2 separate regions of the Mus musculus genome follow, and region 2 is linked to region 1. Evidence: chromatin loops called from intact Hi-C (ENCODE). Cell type or tissue: left cerebral cortex. All regions are shown on one strand. Links, peaks and the distances in the headings refer to the core of each region. The heading gives the core; the rest is flanking DNA.

Region 1 (2,926 bases), core at 309-2,808:
ATTTAGACAGTGATACCTAGGAATTCATTTCAGTATGCCCTTTCTTAAGCCTACTGTCTATACTATGGTAATTTCAAAAGAAAAAAATGTACATAACTCTGTAGGTTAGTAGGGCAGGAGTAGGGTGAAGTTCATCATCCCTTTCTGTCTTGTCTCCTTACCCAGTAACTCCTCAAAGAGAAGACAGGCTCTGCCTTCTTGGTTTATCTAGCCGCTCCTTCACGGGCTCCTTCAAAAAGCCATTGTACACTTTGCCTCAGAGCACATTTTTTTCTTCACTCATGTTGATCTCCTCCGCTGGTGCTTTGCACACCCAGAAAACCACCCTACCTTCACCTTTGTAACATGGAACAGCAGCCTGAAGAACTTTCATTTGGGCACAACTGTATTAATGTGTTTCGCATCTCAAGAACACTCCCTTTGTTCAGCCATCTTTCCTATAATTAAATCTCCTCTCTGTGCTCACAATAGACCATAGGTTACCATTGGTTACATTGGTTTTCACACACACATTTCCAGCTCTTAGGAACAGATACACTGAGAAAAATCATACCAATTTGGCTTTTTCTTTTATCATAAGCTGAAAACTCACATAGATCCTTACTAGCTTATATGTATCAATGCCCAATGCCTCCTTGAAGGAATGGCTATACATCCTTAAGGCTTTTTAACTCATTACTGCAGTTGTTGAAGAACAATCTCTGGACTCCGCAGTATAAAGTTATACTAAAAATGCTTCAATATAACCAGCTTCTCTGAATGCTAGAGTCCCGCATTCTTGGGATATTTGAGAGCTAAAAATAATGAACACCATGTCCCCTTAGGCCTTTGAGTTTAAGATTTTCCTTTCAAAATAATATAGTTATTCTCTGAGGACATGAGGACAGTACTACTTTATTTAGCTTAAGCTAACCCAAAATAGAACAGAGGAAATAATTGAGCAACTTCACATACATCTTCATTGTTGTCTATTCATGCCAAAACTGACGTGTCTTGAAAAATAAAAAGCACTCACAATGAAGAACCATCTTGAAAACTCTATACTGATATTTAGACAGTGATACTTAGGAATTCAATAATTGCCTTGGGATAAACTACAACACAGATGGATGCATTATTTATCCTTCTTCCTACAAACAGGCACAACCTTTTATAACTGCACAGAACAGACGTTTACTGAAAGTAGCTACGGGTCCATTTATATCCCATCTCCCCGAAAAGAGTATAAACAGTGGAAGCTCTAGCCCGGGCTGGACCTCTAAGCTTCCCCACCAGCTTCTTCCACACTGAATCAGAGCTGGAGGGCAGTGTGATGAACCTTGAGCCAACAACCAGGGAGCCAAGCTGGAAGGGAGATACTGGCCTGAACAGTCACTGCCTTGTGTCAGGAACATTTTTGTGTGAAAAAGAAAAGAAGCCTTTCTTGGAACTAGTATTTGTCGAAATACTGATACACTTAAATGTTACTTGGCAGTTCTAATTTTGGGGAGAAGTTCTGGGAAGACGCCAGCCTCTGAGCCAGCATTCTCTGATGTGATCTGGGCAGCCGTTAGGAGTACAGCAAATTGGTGCTCAATTGGGTTCAGTAGATCTGCTCCTGACACAAGGCAGAGAGGTGATTCTTGACATTACATTTCCACGCAGACCAAGCACTTCTGCTTTGCTTACCTTAAGGGAAAAAAACAAACTAATAATCACATGCCAATCAACAAGAACAATTAGAGATTTGAGGATAATTTTTTCAAAGGAGAAAAATAAACAAAGGTAAAAGAAAAAAAATCGTCGTTATTTTGAAAATTGATTTTTTTTCCCATTCTAAGATTCTGAGACTCTCCAAGTCACCAATTCTTCAAGTACCTATTTATTCCATGATGAAACAAAGCTTCAGAGAGGTAAAATCTTCCTGACCTCCACCCTTAACTGGAAGCAAAGCAGAGACAAGCACATATAATCAGCAGACCAATGGCCCGCCAGTCCCTACACCCATTACTCATGACACCCCGAAGTGGTACCTAGCAGTACCTTTCATGGCCGGTGGTGTGTACACACTCTGCTTCCTTTGCTTAGGCGATGCATTCTGCGACTGTGGACAAGGAAATCGAAAGCATTAGACGTGCATAAAAGTACATTGCTGTCAGACCTGTGAAGTAGACAAAGAGCTGTATCTCAAAGGGCTTTGTGAGGCTACTTCCTGTCTGGAAGTAGCGCTGTAGCTGTAATGAGTAATGGGCATGTTTGGTGATACCATAGACCACCAAGCTATATAAACCAGAGGGTATGTTTCATCATCAAGTTTACACATATTACGATTTTTAATTTTTTAAAAATTTCATTACTAACATTAGTTTCACAGTGTATGTAATTTTATTGAACTTATTTGTTTGTTGTGCGTGTATACTTGTGGGTGTACACATTTTGTGGTGCATGTGTGTAGGTCAGAGGAGAATTTGTAGAGTTGCTTCTTTCCTTCTACAATGTAGGCCCCAGAGATCAAACTAGAGGTGTCAGACTTGGTGGCAAGTGCCTTAACCTATTGAGCTGTCTTGCTTGCCCACAGATTAGTTTGTTTTAAGGAAATAAAAGGATAGTAATTCAATTGCAAAAATACATGAGTTCTTATACAAAGTATATTTCAAAAATATGCCAGTGGTATCTATCTATCTCTAACTAGAGAGATAAACACATAATATATACGCATTATATATATGTGTGTGTGTGTGTGTGTGTGTGTGTGTGTGTGTGTGTATACTTATTTTATCTGCCTTTGCAATTAATGAGGGTTCCAAAGGAAAAATTTGAGTCCTTCATTTATAAATGCAATCTTAAGTTGCCACGTTCAATCTAAACCCTGATTTTATTCAGAATGGTGATGTTGTTTTGTTTGTTTGATACTCTTTTGTCTGTCCAATAGCTAAGTCCTTTCTTA
Region 2 (2,926 bases), core at 266-2,765, 63 kb after region 1:
TTTGAGTAACCAAAGGCCTTTCGCAATGCTATAGTCTTTAGACATCAGTTCTTTGTTTGGAGAATCCTTCCATCCCTCTCGTCCAATGCAACAGCCACCTCTTCTTTTAGTTCTGTGCTCAGCGGCTCCTTCTCCTATGCTGTCATCTCGGAATTCTCCAAGTAGTTTGTTAAGTCGTCTTCTAAGCTTTCACAGGAGTGTGCTCATACATGTTTTAGTTTTTGTTTTTCCCAGTTGAAAAGTAATTTGGGGGCAGGAGCAAAGGCTTAGGCAGTAGAGCACTTGCCTCTCAAACATAAAAGCCTGAGTCTGGATGCCCAGACACCACAGAAAAGGCTGTGCCCAGTGGCGCCCACTTGTGATCCGAGTGTTGGTGATAAGGGCAGGTGAAGATGGACCCTTGGAAATCAATGGTAAGATAATCTAGCATATTTGGCAAAATTTCAGACCACTGAGTAACCCAGTCTCAAACTAAAGATAGAATAAAAACCAAGGTGATTGGCCTCTCACCTCTTCATGACTATGCATACATGTACACACAGGTACCCACACACGTGTGCACCCACATATATGAACATATACACATGAAACTAATTATTAATATTTACTGTTATTGATGGATATACATGGATGTTTACATCCAATCCCAAGAAAGTAAGATGCTAAGCATGTCCTTGTACTGATTACTCGTCTGTCATGACAACATCACCTCTTTCTACATAGCCACTATTGTTTCAATAGAATACTTTGTCTTGGATTCAGTCTGTCCACCAAAATGTACCATTTCATAAGCTTTTAGTAATGGCTCATGGCTAGTAAACTCTCTTAAGCCTGTGCATTTCTAGAATGTTTTTTGCCCTTCTACATGAGTTAGTTCGATTGAATGAAATGCTACAAGTTTCAGAATTTTTGTTTTTTGAACTTTGATAATTCTCTACTGCTAAATAAAATCTAGGACTACTGATTTCATTTCAGAGAAAGCTGTCATGAAAGGTCTGATCTCCTGAGAAACATTCAGTGTATTTTCCCTTAACATTCTCAAATTACGCTAGGGTGTGTATGGATGTGGGTGGCAGTTTTCTATTCAAGCTTCTAAAACACTTTGGATTTTCCCAATATTTTAGATGACTCATTTCATCCTGAACTTTTTCAGTAACCTTGTGGTTTGAGATTGCTATTTATACTTACACTGAGCATGCTCCTCACGCAATATCATTAGAATAGATCTCATCAGATAGATTCTACTCTCTTACTAAGTGAATATACATGTTTGAAAATAGAGGCTGTCCTTGGGTATTTAGGAGCAGGATCAAGTTGAGGAAACTTTTCACACAAATAACTTTATTTAGGGTCTGGATCGCAGGCCCTCCTGGTTGTATGTCAGTTGTTAAGTCAACCCCATTTCAAAGCTGTCCGATCTTGTCCTGAGAACAGGGGGAAGCAGTGCTTCCCTATTTGAGTTCCCTCTTTGCTGTTTGATGACGGCTCATGCTCCCCTTCCTGACTCTCCAGACCCTGCCCACACACGAGGGACTCTCCAAGGGAAGGAATCTCCCATGTATATTAAACAATCCTCTAGGGTTTATCCTAGGCAACCCCTGCTGCCGCCAAATGTTCCTGAACTAGGTATCAAGTGAGGTCCAGAGCGTTGCGGCGAGGGTCTTCTCCTGTCTTCATCATTATGCGCTGTTGTTCTTCACTGCTTCTTTTGAGAAAGGCAGGTTTGACAAAATAGCAACTTCTCCTACAATTCTCTTTTCTAACTCCTCCAAAAAAAGATGGTTCTATCTACAACTTAGCTTCCATTATTATACATCAAAAATTTTGTTCTGCTGAGCTCTTTCTTATTACATATAATTTATATACACATGGCATATATATTCACACACACACACACACAGCTTTTAGACAATGTATTTCTTTCCCTTGGGAAGTCCCTCGTGTGGGCAGGGTCTGGAGAAACAGGAAGTAGAGCCTAAGAGCCTGAGCTGTCTTAGAACAACAAGGAGGGAACGAAAAGGGGAACCACTGATTCCTTGTCTTCAGTACAAGCTTGGACATTGCGTGCGTGCGTGCGTGCGTGCGTGCGTGCATGCGTGCGTGCATGCATGATTGCGTGCATGTGGGTGTGGGTGGGTGGGTGTGGGTGTGTAGTACTAAAATATTTTTATCATAGTAATTCATCTCAACAGGTTTTGAAAGTCCAATAGGACAGACAGAAGGCTAGCATTATCTTGTTGTTAATTCTCACAAATTTATATCAGTGTACATGTCCTCCATAAGAACACAGTAGTTCTATAACTCCCCATTGTCTGATTCAGCAAATGGAGAGAGTGGAAATAGAAACACAAAACTAAAAAAAAAAAATCATAAAGAAGGAATCAAGGGAGAGATAGGTTTGACTTTTCTGTTAATGGAAACCATCAATGGAAACATTTTAGGAGAGGGGTGGATGCTGAGAGTTTGGAACGAATGAGGGATGCGGTAGCTGAAGATCTTTTTGGATGATGTGAAGGTTGATCCTGATGCCTTGCTGAACCTCAGCTCTCCTACTTGGAGGAAAGAATGTCTCCTGTAAAATTATCAGGACCTTTTTTTTTTCTTCTTCATCTTAATTACATGATCTGAATGAAAAATTGGAAATCAATCGAGCCACCTGGTGCCTCCAGACAGGGGCCATGCATGGTTTGTGCTTGTCCTGAAACGGGTGTGACTGGGCCTTGGTGAACTTTGAAAAGGACTGTCCTTTATATTCCTTCCCTGCAATTTATGAGTAGCTCTGTGTGTACATTTTGTCCTGTAGTCCTTAGTTCCTTCTTTATTTCAACCACAATTTCCCTGTGACTTACTTTATTGCTATGTCTATAAATCTCTGATAAGGCATTAAATGATACTAAAAGATTCGCCAGATAAAAACTCCGGTTAA

Evidence for each region. Hi-C counts contacts between places; a loop is a spot of excess contacts. Peaks named below come from ENCODE experiments on the same cell type or tissue, not always from the same donor. Only the 100,000 strongest peaks of a DNase experiment are listed, where the experiment ranks them.
Region 2: a loop joins it to region 1, with 2.1 times the contacts of the local background. A loop is called at or near these places in 2 of 42 quality-filtered maps.

What each region holds. Positions count from the first base shown.
Region 1 is chr2:79,758,768-79,761,693 of GRCm38, reverse strand. Ppp1r1c (protein phosphatase 1, regulatory inhibitor subunit 1C) reads right to left here. Exons shown (of 5, transcript NM_172420.4): 4 at 2,023-2,083. Among named protein-coding and RNA genes, the nearest start is that of Ppp1r1c, 52 kb to the right of the region's middle. In left cerebral cortex, for the core only: no CTCF peak of the experiment used is centred there; a DNase peak (open chromatin) is centred at 1,507; H3K27ac peaks cover 438 bases.
Region 2 is chr2:79,695,236-79,698,161 of GRCm38, reverse strand. No RefSeq gene overlaps it. Among named protein-coding and RNA genes, the nearest start is that of Ppp1r1c, 11 kb to the left of the region's middle. In left cerebral cortex, for the core only: no CTCF peak of the experiment used is centred there; DNase peaks (open chromatin) are centred at 356, 1,138 and 1,508; H3K27ac peaks cover 542 bases.